Linked DNA regions of Homo sapiens: region 1 is linked to region 2. Evidence: read pairs that join two places in POLR2A ChIA-PET (ENCODE). Cell type or tissue: GM12878. All regions are shown on one strand. Each heading gives the region's core, and the rest is flanking DNA. Links, peaks and the distances in the headings are about the cores only.

Region 1 (6,059 bases), core at 1,277-5,276, 200 kb after region 2:
GTGCCACTGGCCACAAAGGAAAAGCATCACCCCAGGAATCCTGTAACAATATTGACTTTAGTTCGAAGAGTTCAACCCACCTTGCACGGAATTTTTAATTTGATGCCTATCTTTATGAAAAGGAAACCTGAGGCTGGGCATGGTGGCTCACGCCTGTAATCCCAGCAGGCCGAGGTGGGTGGATCACCTGAGGTCAGGAGTTCAAGACAGCCTGGCCGACGTGGTGAAACCTCGTCTCTACTAAAAATACAAAAATTAGCCAGGCGTGGTGGCGGGCGCCTGTAGTCCCAGCTACTCAGGAGGCTGAGATAGGAGAATTGCTTGAACCCAGGAGGCAGAGGTTGCAGTGAGCCGAGATGGCACCACAGCACTCCAGCCTGGGCGACAGAGTGAGACTCCATCTCAAAAAAAAAAAAAAAAAAAAAAAAAAAAAAAGAAAAGAAAAAGAAACCTGAATAAGCAAAGAATGGAGAGAAAGGGAGAAGTGAGCAGATAGGAAAGTAGACACACTCTTACAATCAGTGTATGCAGGAGATACTGTTGATAACACTTTATTGGGCACCATGCCACATTTCCCTTGATTCACGGAGGCAGTGGCAATTGTATAAAAATGGGATTATACTATTGCTGGTTAATTTTAAGAATAACAACAATATTTCATGCCTGGAGGTGTCCTCCGATTGCATTTGACAAAATATTCTCTCCAGCTATGTAGCGAAATGATTTTTCTCCTCACTTTGAAGTGAGATGTCTTTTGGATGTTCTGACTTTGTTTTCCTGGACATTGAATAGAGTTTGGCAAGCATTGCCTGGCAGGTGTATCTATATTTGTTATTTCATAGGTATTCTAATTAAGGAGATTTTATAATCTCCGTTAGCAACCCTTTGCTACTGTGTACTTTGGTGTGGATTAGTAGTGTTTCATTGATTTGAAGACACTTTTTCATATCTTAATATTTCTGATGTTGAGATATATAGCCAATGATACCTCACAATTGCAGTTGGTTAGGCAGTGGTTATGATGGGCTGTCATTTCCTGCACATGTGTGAACTTGATCATAGCTGATCATTTGTTGTCACTTCAACTGAGTTGTATCCACTTTTGGCACTACATGTGTTGTCATTTAAAATGTCCTCAGAGGCCAGGCACAGTGGCTCACGCCTGTACTCCCAGCACTTTGGGAGGCCGAAGCAGGTGGATTATGGAGTCAAGAGATCGAGACTATCCTGGCCAACATGGTGAAACCCCGTCACTACTAAAAATACAAAAATTAGCTGCGCGTGGTGCGTGCGCCTGTAGTCCCAGCTACTTGGGAGGCTGAGGCCAGAGAATCGCTTGAACCTGGGAGTCAGAGGTTGCAGTGAGCCGAGATCATGCCACTGCACTCCAGCCTGGCAATAGAGGGAGACTCCGTCTCAAAAAAAAAAAAAAAGTTCTCGGAAGAGAGTATACTGTGATTTGGCATTAAAGACAATGTTGTTATAAATGCAGAAAGGTGTGGACAGAATAGAGGGGAATACACTGGATGTTAGTAAAACAAATATTCAGCATTGGAGGAATTCCATATTATTTTGCAAAGCAACAACCAGGTGCTTTTTAGAGCCTTTTTTTTTTTAAGGAGGCTTTATAGAGCCTTTTTAAAAAAGAGGATATCCCCAAATAGATGAAGCTGTATTTTTTTATTACTGAGATATAACCAAAATAATTTATTGTCACACTAAAGCATTGCATCTGAAGGTAGACCAAACTGCCAAGTTCCCCTGAATAGATGAAAGGAATTTCAGTTCATCAAGAGGCTGGTGTGACCAATTCACATGTCACGAAGGATTATGCTTAATTAAGTCATTGAGTTAGTTAAATTGGCTGAGTGCTTTTCTTTCTTAGGGGTAGAAAAAAAAATAATGGTGTGTCTTACAAGTGATCTTATAAGTGCATCTTAGATGGGATGAAATGCAGGGTGTAGAATGGGTTTTATTATGATCAGGTCTCTATAGTAATGAGGCCTGTCTCACTAGCATACTTAGATTGAACAAAATTGTAGAGACCTAGAAGTGAGATTTTATTCTAGTTGGGCCTGTGAAGGAGAGAGTGTCTTACTAAATGAATCCTTACATAGAAATGACAAGTGGCTTCAAGATTGTTTTCTTTTTAGAAAAGGATTTTTGTTAGCAGTACTTGCTGTCCACATGCTCTAGGAAAGCACCCCTTCCCCCCGCTTCCCCACTGATGATTCATGAGCTGAAAGAAGTTCCCCAGCCTGTGGGGTGTGGGGCTGTCGGTCCAGGTCATTCTTGGTGTTCATTGGTGGCACAGTCCAGTGTGCAGTCCCATTCTGGACTTCCAGTGTCCCCTCTGCCTTACTGCTTTATGTATGACTAACTAGTATTCAAGTAAAGCAGAAAAATTCATCACCCAAAAAACGAAGGACCCTGGTCTTCTCGTCACTTTATTCAGTGGCTCAATGGCAGCCTAAGGAAGAGGAGTGTGCTTTCTCAGATGTTGGTTTTATTATTCCTTTTAATCATAAGCAAATTTGAGTTTAAATCATCATTTTGCAATACAGTTCTGTTGATGTCCTTATTTTTCATAAAAAACTCGACTCACTCCTCATTGCCTGCTGGATAAGCTGCTTAGCATGACGTTGTGGCTCTCAGCAGTCGAACCACAGTCTACCTTTTCACCGCCATTCCTGATTGCTCCCGCTCTACCCCATCCCTCTCCTGTTCCTACCCTTAGCATACCATGGGATCTTTTTAGCTGTTGCCACAGGGCCATGGGGTTGCACTGTTTACATCCCCCTCAGTGTTGTGCGAGAGCATCTGTGTCTCCACAGCCTTGCCAGCAGCACATGTTCCCACACTTGAATTTTTGCCAATCTGATGGGTGAGAAATGTTATCTCAGTGTAGTTTTGATTTGCATTTCTCTTGTTTTGAGTAACCTGTTTTGAGTGAGTCAAAGCAGTCAAACTTTTTGTCTTTGTTTATATTCTTAGTTCTCACTGAAATGCCAGTAACCCCTGACTTTCTGTCTCTCCTCCAAAAAAGGCTTCAGATTCCACATCCTAGCAAAAATATGCCTTCTTCTTTGATGTTTTTAATCTTTCATCTTAGGATTGTGTCCTCTTCTCTACTTCCATGACATGTTACCTACAGCTCAGTTATGCCCTGAAGGGAGGGACCTTGCTCTCCTTCAGCTTTCCATCCCCAGTGACTGACAGTGTCTGGAAAACGATCGATACTATTTCCTGGATTAATTGAATGATTTTTTAAACTTTTTTTTTTTTTTTTTTTGGAGACAGAGTCATGCTCTGTCGCCCAGGCTGGAGTGCAGTGGCGCAATCTCGACTCACTGCAACCTCCACCTCCTGAGTTCAAGCAATTCTCCTGCCTCAGCCTCCCGAGTAGCTGGGATTACAGGTGCCCACCACCGCACCTGGCGAATTTTTGTATTTTTAGTGAGATGGGGTTTCACCATGTTGGCCAAGCTGGTTTCAAACTCCTGACCTCAAGTGATCCGCCTGCCTCAGCCTCCCAAAGTGTTGGGATTATAGGTGTGAGCCACCGCACCTGGCCGCCCGTGCTTAATGAAGCATTTTAAGTTAAGTATGACATGAGAAAATTAGTAATTTTGGTTTGAATTCTAATGAAAGCTTAAACTTCATAATGTATTTGCATCCTCGTTTTCACTGATATTATTCCATGATTTTTTCAAAGGAAATAATCTTTGCAATGAGAGAAATATAGTATTTCAGAATATTTGAAGTTTTTCTAATCTTTCCTTTATCCATAACAAATAAAAATATCTCTAAGAAAAAGCAGAGTAACATTATATTATTTTGTCATTATAAATTACTCTTATTTTCAAAGTCCAAAATAAATCTGTGATGTGGGGAAATTCAGTGTGAAAATAATTGAAAGACTGCCCCTTTCAGTTACAACAACTCTGTAACTCTGATTAATGTATGTTTGCCCTTGTCAGATAAAATATCTCTGTAACTATACTCAGAAGTTTGCATAAAAATGTTTTAACCTGAAAACTTTAGAAGTGTCCCTTTCAAGACAGTTAACTAAATGTCATACATCATTTAAATGATAAGGCAATGGGTAAATATTTCTATGTTGCACATTATAGGAGTTTTTGTTGGAAATGATGAAGTTGGAGACTGTAGCAATGATGATCTATAGCTAAATTATTTTATTTTCTCATGTTATTTTATTGATACTGGATTTTTCATTTTTAAGGGGTTACTCCTCTCCCCTTTTAAAAATGGGAAGAGGTAGTCAAGGGTGGAGGAAGGGAAGTGAGAATGGCATGTAGGGTAATAGTTGTCAGTCTAGATTAGAATAACAAAGAGCAACAAACAAACGCTTGTTTCTAAGAAAAAATATGAGACTGCATACAGTGATAAAAGCAGTCTCAGTGTTTTATAGAGGGAGGCATAAATCATGGTGGTTTCGCTCAGTGGATCAGGCAGCTGTTAAAAGGATTAGAAATGAAGAATTTGTACAAAACAAGATGTTTAATAGAACGTTAAGTGAAAAAACAGATGATGTATTCATATCTATTCTGTTCACAAGTATGTAGAAATATATATACATCTGGAGGGAAATAGAGAAAAATGAGAATTGTGGGAATGCATGATTTGCATTTTATTATAGTTCATATTAATATTAAGCTCTTAAAAATAAGGAGAAATGCAAAGAATGTGTTCAACTCAAGAGCAAAAACAAAATAAAAAGATAGGGGACAAAAAGAGCCAACCTGCCTTTCATAAAATTATTTATTGAGTCATGGAATTTTAGAGATGGGAAGCCTCTCCTAACAGGTCTCAAAATTTTTGGTCTCAGGACTTCATTATACTGTAAAAATTATTGAGGACCCCAAAGAGCTTTTATTTATATGGGTTAAGTCTGTCAGTATTTCCATATTAGAAGTTAAAATTGAGGCTGGGCATGGTGGCTCACGCCTGTAATCCCATCACTCTGGGAGGCCGAGGCAGGTGGATCACGTGAGGTCAGGAGTTCAACACCAGCCTGGCCAACATGGTGAAACCCCGTCTCTACTAAAAATACAAAAATTAGCTGGCCATGGTGGCACACGCCTGTAGTCCCAGATACTTAGGAGGCTGAGGCAGGACAATTGCTTGAACCTGGGAGGTGGAGGTTGCAGTGAGTCAAAATCGAGCCACTGCACTCCAGGCTGGGCAAAAGAGTGAGACTCTGTCTCAAAAAAAAAAAAGTAAAATTGAGAAATAAAAGAAAACTAAGTCACTTAAAAATAATGATGAACCTATTATATGTTAACATAAATAACATTTTTATGACAAATAACTATTTCAAAACAAAAATTTAATGAGAAGAGTGCCATGGTTTTGTATTTTTGCTTATCTTTAATATTTGCCTCTATAGAAGACACATGGATTCCCATGTTTGCTTATCCATTCAATCTGTTGTGATATGCTCTTTTGGTTAAAATTTGGAAGAAAATTTGGCCCCGGACAGCTATATAGTTGGGAAAGGGAGAGTCTTTTAGTAGCCTTTTTAGATAATTGTGGCTTCGTCACATTGTCTCTGGAAAACCCCACTGTACACTCTTCAGAGAATTAGATTGAAAAAGACCAATAATGTCTTAGTATTATTATGAAATATTCCAAAGCTCCGTGAAACTCCATGAAAATGTTTAAATACCTTCCAGGGGTTCCCTGATGACACTGAGAACTGCTATTTTAGCCCTTGAAAGATGAGAAAACTGAAACTCAGAGATGTTCAGTGATTTTCTCCAGATCACGTGGTTGGTGGAAGACAGAGTGCTTGGACATGGCTCTGCTAGTTTCATTCCTCATGTTTTTGGAAAACGTCATATATGGTGTGACTTTAGGACAATTTTTGGAGATTGATCCTAAGTTTATTTATGAGGGTCTTCAGAGATATCAAAATCTAATTCTACCTTGTCATCTTGAAGATTAAAAAAAAAAAACTCCATGATTGGGTGCAGTGGTTCACGCCTGTAATCCCAGCACTTTGGGAGGCTGAGGTGGGTGGATCATGAGGTTAGGAG
Region 2 (6,059 bases), core at 1,205-5,204:
AATTTGTTTTAAATGTTTTTCTGAAAACACTTAATATTAAGCTTTAAAAAAAAAAATTTATCAGCCGAGTGCGGTGGCTCACGCCTGTAATCCCAGTACTTTGGGAAGCCGAGGAGGGCAGATCACGTGAGTTAAGGAGTTCAAGACCAGCCTGGTCAACATGGTGAAACCCCTTCTCTACTAAAAATACAAAAATTAGCTGGGTGTGGTGGCGCACACCTGTAATCCCAGCTACTCGGGAGGCTGAGGCAAGAGAATCACTTGAACCCAGGAGGCCTCGGAGGCTGCAGTGAGCCAAGATCACGCCACTCCACTCTAGCCTGGGCGACAAAGTGAGACACTGTTTCAAGAAAAAAAAAGAAAAAAATTATTTACTAGATTACTCTTTGGGTTTCTTTTATGTAATGATTTTTGTTTTTTTGTTTTTAATCAAATAATAGTAACTCGATCTTTTGATCAGAATTTGTTAATCTTTTATTTCTATATGTTTATGTAGAAGCAAGCATTTTTGTTTCTAATTAGACAAAAAAATGTGTTGTTAAGAATTGTTTTAATCTGTTGAGCAGTCCACATTGGAGGATAAAGTTATAATCCTAAAAAGTGTTGTTTAAGCCATTAGTTTATTGATAACAACCAAAGTAATATCTCCGTTTAAACTACTTGTTAGGCAGGCTGTGGTGGCTCACACCTATAATCCCAGCACTTTGGGAGGCCAAGGTGGGAGGATCACTTGAGCCCAGGAGTTTGAGGCCAGCCTGGGCAATATAGTGAGACTCCTGTCTCTACAAAAAATAAAAAGTAAAATTAGCCGAATGTGGTGGTGTGTGCCTGTAGTCCCAGCTACTTGGTAGACTGAGGCAGGAGGATTGCTTGAGCCCGGGAGTTCAAGGCTACAGTGTTCTATAATGGGACCACTGCATTCCAGCCTAGGTGACAGAGCGAGACCCTGTCTCAAGAAATGAATGAATAAACAAGCAAAGAAACTACTTGTTACACTCATGCCTTCTCCAGTCTGTATTATTTGCCAGGTATTTGGGAAACAAATTTGAATGAGGTGTCAACCCCACCCTTAAAGTTGTCTCAGCATATCTAGAGGGATAGAAAAATAAGTAGATAATTAGCACATGACTTCATAAATCACATGTGTTTATATTTATCATGTTATGACAGCATTAGAGAAGGGATACTAAGTTAACTTTGCCTGGGTTACTAAGTATTAGCTATAAAAGTTCTAAGATACTATTCTTCTCTGGAGAGTTTAATCACTAGGGAAGACAGGATGTGTTATGGAAAGAAAACATATATAAAGGCAAGAAGATGAGAATGTATATAGTGTTTTCAGGAAGCCGTAAGAAGATAAATGTGGCTGGGAGAGGGGATTTGTGGAGGGAAAGAAATTTGGATCATATGGTTAACCTTTAGTGATAGTCTTATTATTTACAAGATATTTGTTGTACAAAGTTCCTTTTTTTTTTTTTTTGAGACGGAGTCTTGCTCTTGTCGCCCAGGCTGGAGTGCAATGGCATGATCTCGGCTCACTGCAACCTCCCCATCGTGGGTTCAAGCTATTCTCCTGCCTCAGCCTCCTGAGTAGCTGGGATTATAGGCGCCCGCCACCACACCTGGCTAATTTTTATATTTTTAGTAGAGACGGGGTTTTGCCATGTTGGCCAGACTGGTCTCGAACTCCTGACCTTGTGATCTGCTTGCCTCGGGCTCCCAAAGGGCTGGGATTACAGGTGTAGGCCTCCACGCCCGGCCTCACAAAGTTTCTTAGGAAAATTAAGGTATAGATAAGAGAGAGAATGGAGACACTGATGACTCTTCCAAATTTTCATAGCCAGACACCAGGAAGATCAAGACTGTTTATAGGCTGGGTGTGGTGGCTCACACCTGTAATCCCATTACTTTGGGAGGCCGAGGCAGGAGTATGACTTGAGCCCCGTAGTTCAAGACCACCTTGGGCAACATGGTGAGACCTTGTCTCTAAATAAAAAACAGCTGGTTTTGGTGGTGCACACCCGTAGTCCCAGCACTTTGGGAGGCCAAGGTGGGAGGATCACTTAAGCCTAGAAGTTTGAGACCACAGTGAGCTATGATGATGCCACTGTATTCCAGCCTGAGTGACAGAGAGAGACCCTGTCTCAAAAAAAAAAAAAAAAAAAAAGACAAAAAACTGTTTATTGACTCTTTTTTTGTTTGTTTCATATTTTTGTTCATTAAGTTTCTGAGTTAATAAACTAGCGTCTTTTGTTTTTCTGCTCACTAGTGTTTAAGTTAGCTCTGTTTCTCATCACTGGTATATAAGCTAAAATTTATTTTTGTTTTGCTTTTGAAAACCATTTGTTGTAGGTAGAATACTTCCTTGGTGTAGGATGACGTTAATTGGTGACATTAATTGGTTTCATTTGAAGTAAAACTGGTAATAGAGAAGTATAAGGGATTATTTTTCTATAAGTACCACTTTGTGAGAAAAGACTATAAACAGGGTCTTGATATAGTTAAAATAAAGCTTTAATTTTTTTCCTTTTTTTATGTTTTTTTTTAACCAAGGTCTTATTTTTAATAGTTCTGTTTTTGTTTTTTTTTTTAAGATGTAGTCCTAGGAAACCTTGCTCATGCGCTTCTCACACCCCCCCCACCCCCACCCCGCAACTGCGACTCATATCACCACCACCTCAGTTAGCTAGTTTATTCTCAAATTATTCATCATCAAGGACCAATTTTTTTCCTCTAGTCCATTGTGGACTCAGAATGACCCAGCAATGTCAAATTTCTATGAAAGTACCTAAATGTTCTTGCTTTCATGCTTATCTTGTCACAGACCAGTCTGTGGACATTTGAACAGCAATAGTTTAGATGATTTTTCAGCTTTACTTTAAAAAAGGGGGAGAGGGTGCCAAATTTTATCTTTAAAGGAGAAACTATATGAAATGATCTTGTCCCTTTTTTAAAAAATTCAGAACAGAAAATAACCCCCATCTCCCTAGTAAATAATTAACTATTACGATGCTTCATCAGCATTGTGAAAACATCCTGTCATCTCCAAATCGCTACTGGTCCTTTCTCAAAAGTAACCACCGTCCTGATTTCTGTCAGTTTGGGTCACTTGCCTATTTTTAAAATTTTAAATTAGATTATAATATATATGGATGAAGTACTATTTCTCTGAAATGCTTGGAACCAGAAGTGTTTTGGAGTTTGGATTTTTTCAGATTTTGAAACATTTGCATTATTTGGGTTGGGCATCCCAAATTCAGAAAGTTCAAAATCCAGAATGCTCCAATGAACATTTCCTTTGAGCATCGTGTTGGCACTCAAAAATTTTCTGATTTTGGGCATTTCATGTTTTCTGATTTGGAATGATCAGCTTGTATTCATTAAAGTACACGTAAGTATACAGCTTGTTGGATTTTCACAAACAGAACAGTACTATGAACTATCAACCAGATTAAGGAGCAAAATATTGCCCTAGTATCTCTCCCTGAGCTCTCTTCTGGTCACACCCATTGCTCCAAAATAACCACTCTAACAACTTCCAATAGCATAAACAAGACATGTCTAGAACAGAATAATGTCCAGAGAAATTTTTAAACTTACATAATCAAGTCATACTTAAATAATTTTTTGCTATTACATTATTTGCATGTGTGTAAGAATCATTCACCTTCTGGTGTGTAGAAATACATCAGATTCTTAAAACTATATAGAGTGGTTATTTTGGGGCAATGGGTATGACCAGAAGGGAGCTCAGAAAAACCCATAGCATTAATAAAAAAAATTGAACTGCAGAAAATGCAGTAATATATTTTTTAAAAAGTCAGTAGAACTAAAATGGATCTATAGATTCAATGGAATCCTAACCAAAATCATAGTAGGTTGATGGGAGAGGGGACATGTGGAAACTGACAAGCTGCTTCTAAAATTTACATGAAGATGAGATCAATCAGAAAAGCCAAGAAAATATTAAAGAACAAAATGGAAAGAATTAAACTATTAAATATCAGGATTAATCATAAAGCTAGGTAATTTTCTAAAGAAAAAAACATACTGGGTACATTAAGAAGTTGCATTCATCAAAACGTAACTTTAAGAGAGTGAAAAGGCAAGCCACAGAGAAGTTATTTGGAATAAATATATGCAACAAAGGAATATATGAGGAACTCCTACAAGTTAGTAAGAAAAAGAGAATTCATAGAAAAATGGGCAAAGACTAGAACAAGCATTGCACAAAGAAGATATCAAAATGATTAATAATGAAAAGGAGTCCAATTCCGTTAGTGACCACAGAAAGGCAACTTATAACCACATGCGATACTATTACACACCCACCAAAGTCCAAAATTAAAAAGACTGATGGTACCAACTGCTAGTGATCATGTGAAATAACGGGATTCTTATACACTGGTGGTAAGAATTTAAACTAGTACAACTAGTACAACTACTTTGGAAAACTGCTTGTCTGTCCATAGTATAGCTAATTCTACTCTGGTGTATATACCCAACAGAAAGGAGTACAAAAAGAAATTTTTTTAAAAAGTAGAATTAATTGTAATAGGCAAAAAATAAAAATAACCTAAATGTTCATCAAAGATAGGATAAATGAATTTGGGTACTGGTGGATGTTTATGCAATGAAAATACTATATACACACAGAGAGGAAACTGTCTTCCTGTATATGCATGTGCGTGTGCACATTTTAATGATAACTTTATTCTTTTATCTTTTACATTTAGATCTATAAACCATGTGGAATTTTTTTGTATTATGTGAGATGAGGATCATCATTTTATTCCTTTCACCCCGTAGGGATATCTTAATTACCTAGCACCCTTTTTTGAAGACTTCTTTCATTTACTTTATTGCAGTGTTCTCTGTCATAAGTCAATTGACCATATAGTTATGGTTTGGTTTCTGGACTTTGCTTTGTTCTGTTGTGTTTTGTCTTTCCTTGTAACAGTACCACCCTGTTTTAATTACTTTAGCTTTATTATTAATCCTGATATCTAATAGTTTAATTCTTTCCATTTTGTTCTTTAATATTTTCTTGGCTTTTCTGACTGATCTCATCTTCATGTAAATTTTAGAAGCAGCTTGTTAGTTTCCACATGTCCCCTCTCCCCTCAACCTGCTATGATTTTGGTTAGGATTGCATTGAATCTATAGATCAGTTTTAGTTCTATTGACTTTTTAAAAACTATATTACTGCATTTTCTGCAGTTCAGTTTTGTTCATTAATGCTATGGATTTTTCTGTCTTACAGGTCTTTGCACACTTCTTATCAGATTTATTCCTTGACATTTTTTATTCTGTTGTGAATGGCTTTAACTTTTTTTACTTTATAATTGTGTGTTGCTGATATATAGAAATACAGTTTTTATAAATTGACTGTGTCTTTGAAGTGTCTAGGATTTTACCTGATTTGTAAGTAAACAAAGCGATTAGCCTCTCATGGATTTTAACAGAAGAAACAAGAATCCTGGGTCATAGAAAAAGTACTGTATTACCCATGATAGAGTAAGCAATATGGCTACCAGCATACTTTTCGTGTCAGCTTTCCCTTACCCCAAGACTCACAGGTGATGAGATACAGGCCCAGGTGTATCCTATTCCTGCAGTGGGTTTGCATCTCAGCCAAGAAACATTAGTTTGAGGGATTCACTGCTTTTAGCAGAAGCAAGCATATTTTGCCTGGGAAGAGACATTGCCTCATCTCATGGTTGCTCTGCAACTGCAAACATAACCCTGAAAGATGGCTCAGGTAAAGAGTGTTCTGGGACTTAAAACATTGTTTGCATTCCTCGTGTGTATACACAACAGCACTCGGGGCCTGTGGTGGATTTCCTCTCTGAATATTGACACTGGATGTAACAACATTGCAAAATTAATTTTTAAAATATATTAGTTTATACATAGTTTTATGATTGTCTACTTATACAAATATGTAATTTATGAATAATGGCAATTTTCTTTTTCTTTTTTTTTTTTGCCATTTTGTACCAGCCAGGACTTACAGAAAATAGTGGAACAGACATGGTACTATCAATTATCCTTTTCAT

The links. ChIA-PET counts read pairs that join two places held together with the same protein. Peaks named below come from ENCODE experiments on the same cell type or tissue, not always from the same donor. Only the 100,000 strongest peaks of a DNase experiment are listed, where the experiment ranks them.
Region 1: POLR2A ChIA-PET joins it to region 2 with 5 read pairs; 2 of 35 experiments call an interaction of 5 or more read pairs at or near these places.

What each region holds. Positions count from the first base shown.
Region 1 is chr2:25,583,744-25,589,802 of GRCh38, reverse strand. The region is part of intron 6 of DTNB (dystrobrevin beta); the gene reads left to right. Among named protein-coding and RNA genes, the nearest start is that of DTNB, 87 kb to the left of the region's middle. In GM12878, for the core only: no CTCF peak of the experiment used is centred there; a DNase peak (open chromatin) is centred at 2,892; H3K27ac peaks cover 857 bases.
Region 2 is chr2:25,786,909-25,792,967 of GRCh38, reverse strand. All of the region lies in intron 5 of ASXL2 (ASXL transcriptional regulator 2), which reads left to right. Among named protein-coding and RNA genes, the nearest start is that of ASXL2, 89 kb to the left of the region's middle. In GM12878, for the core only: no CTCF peak of the experiment used is centred there; a DNase peak (open chromatin) is centred at 2,853.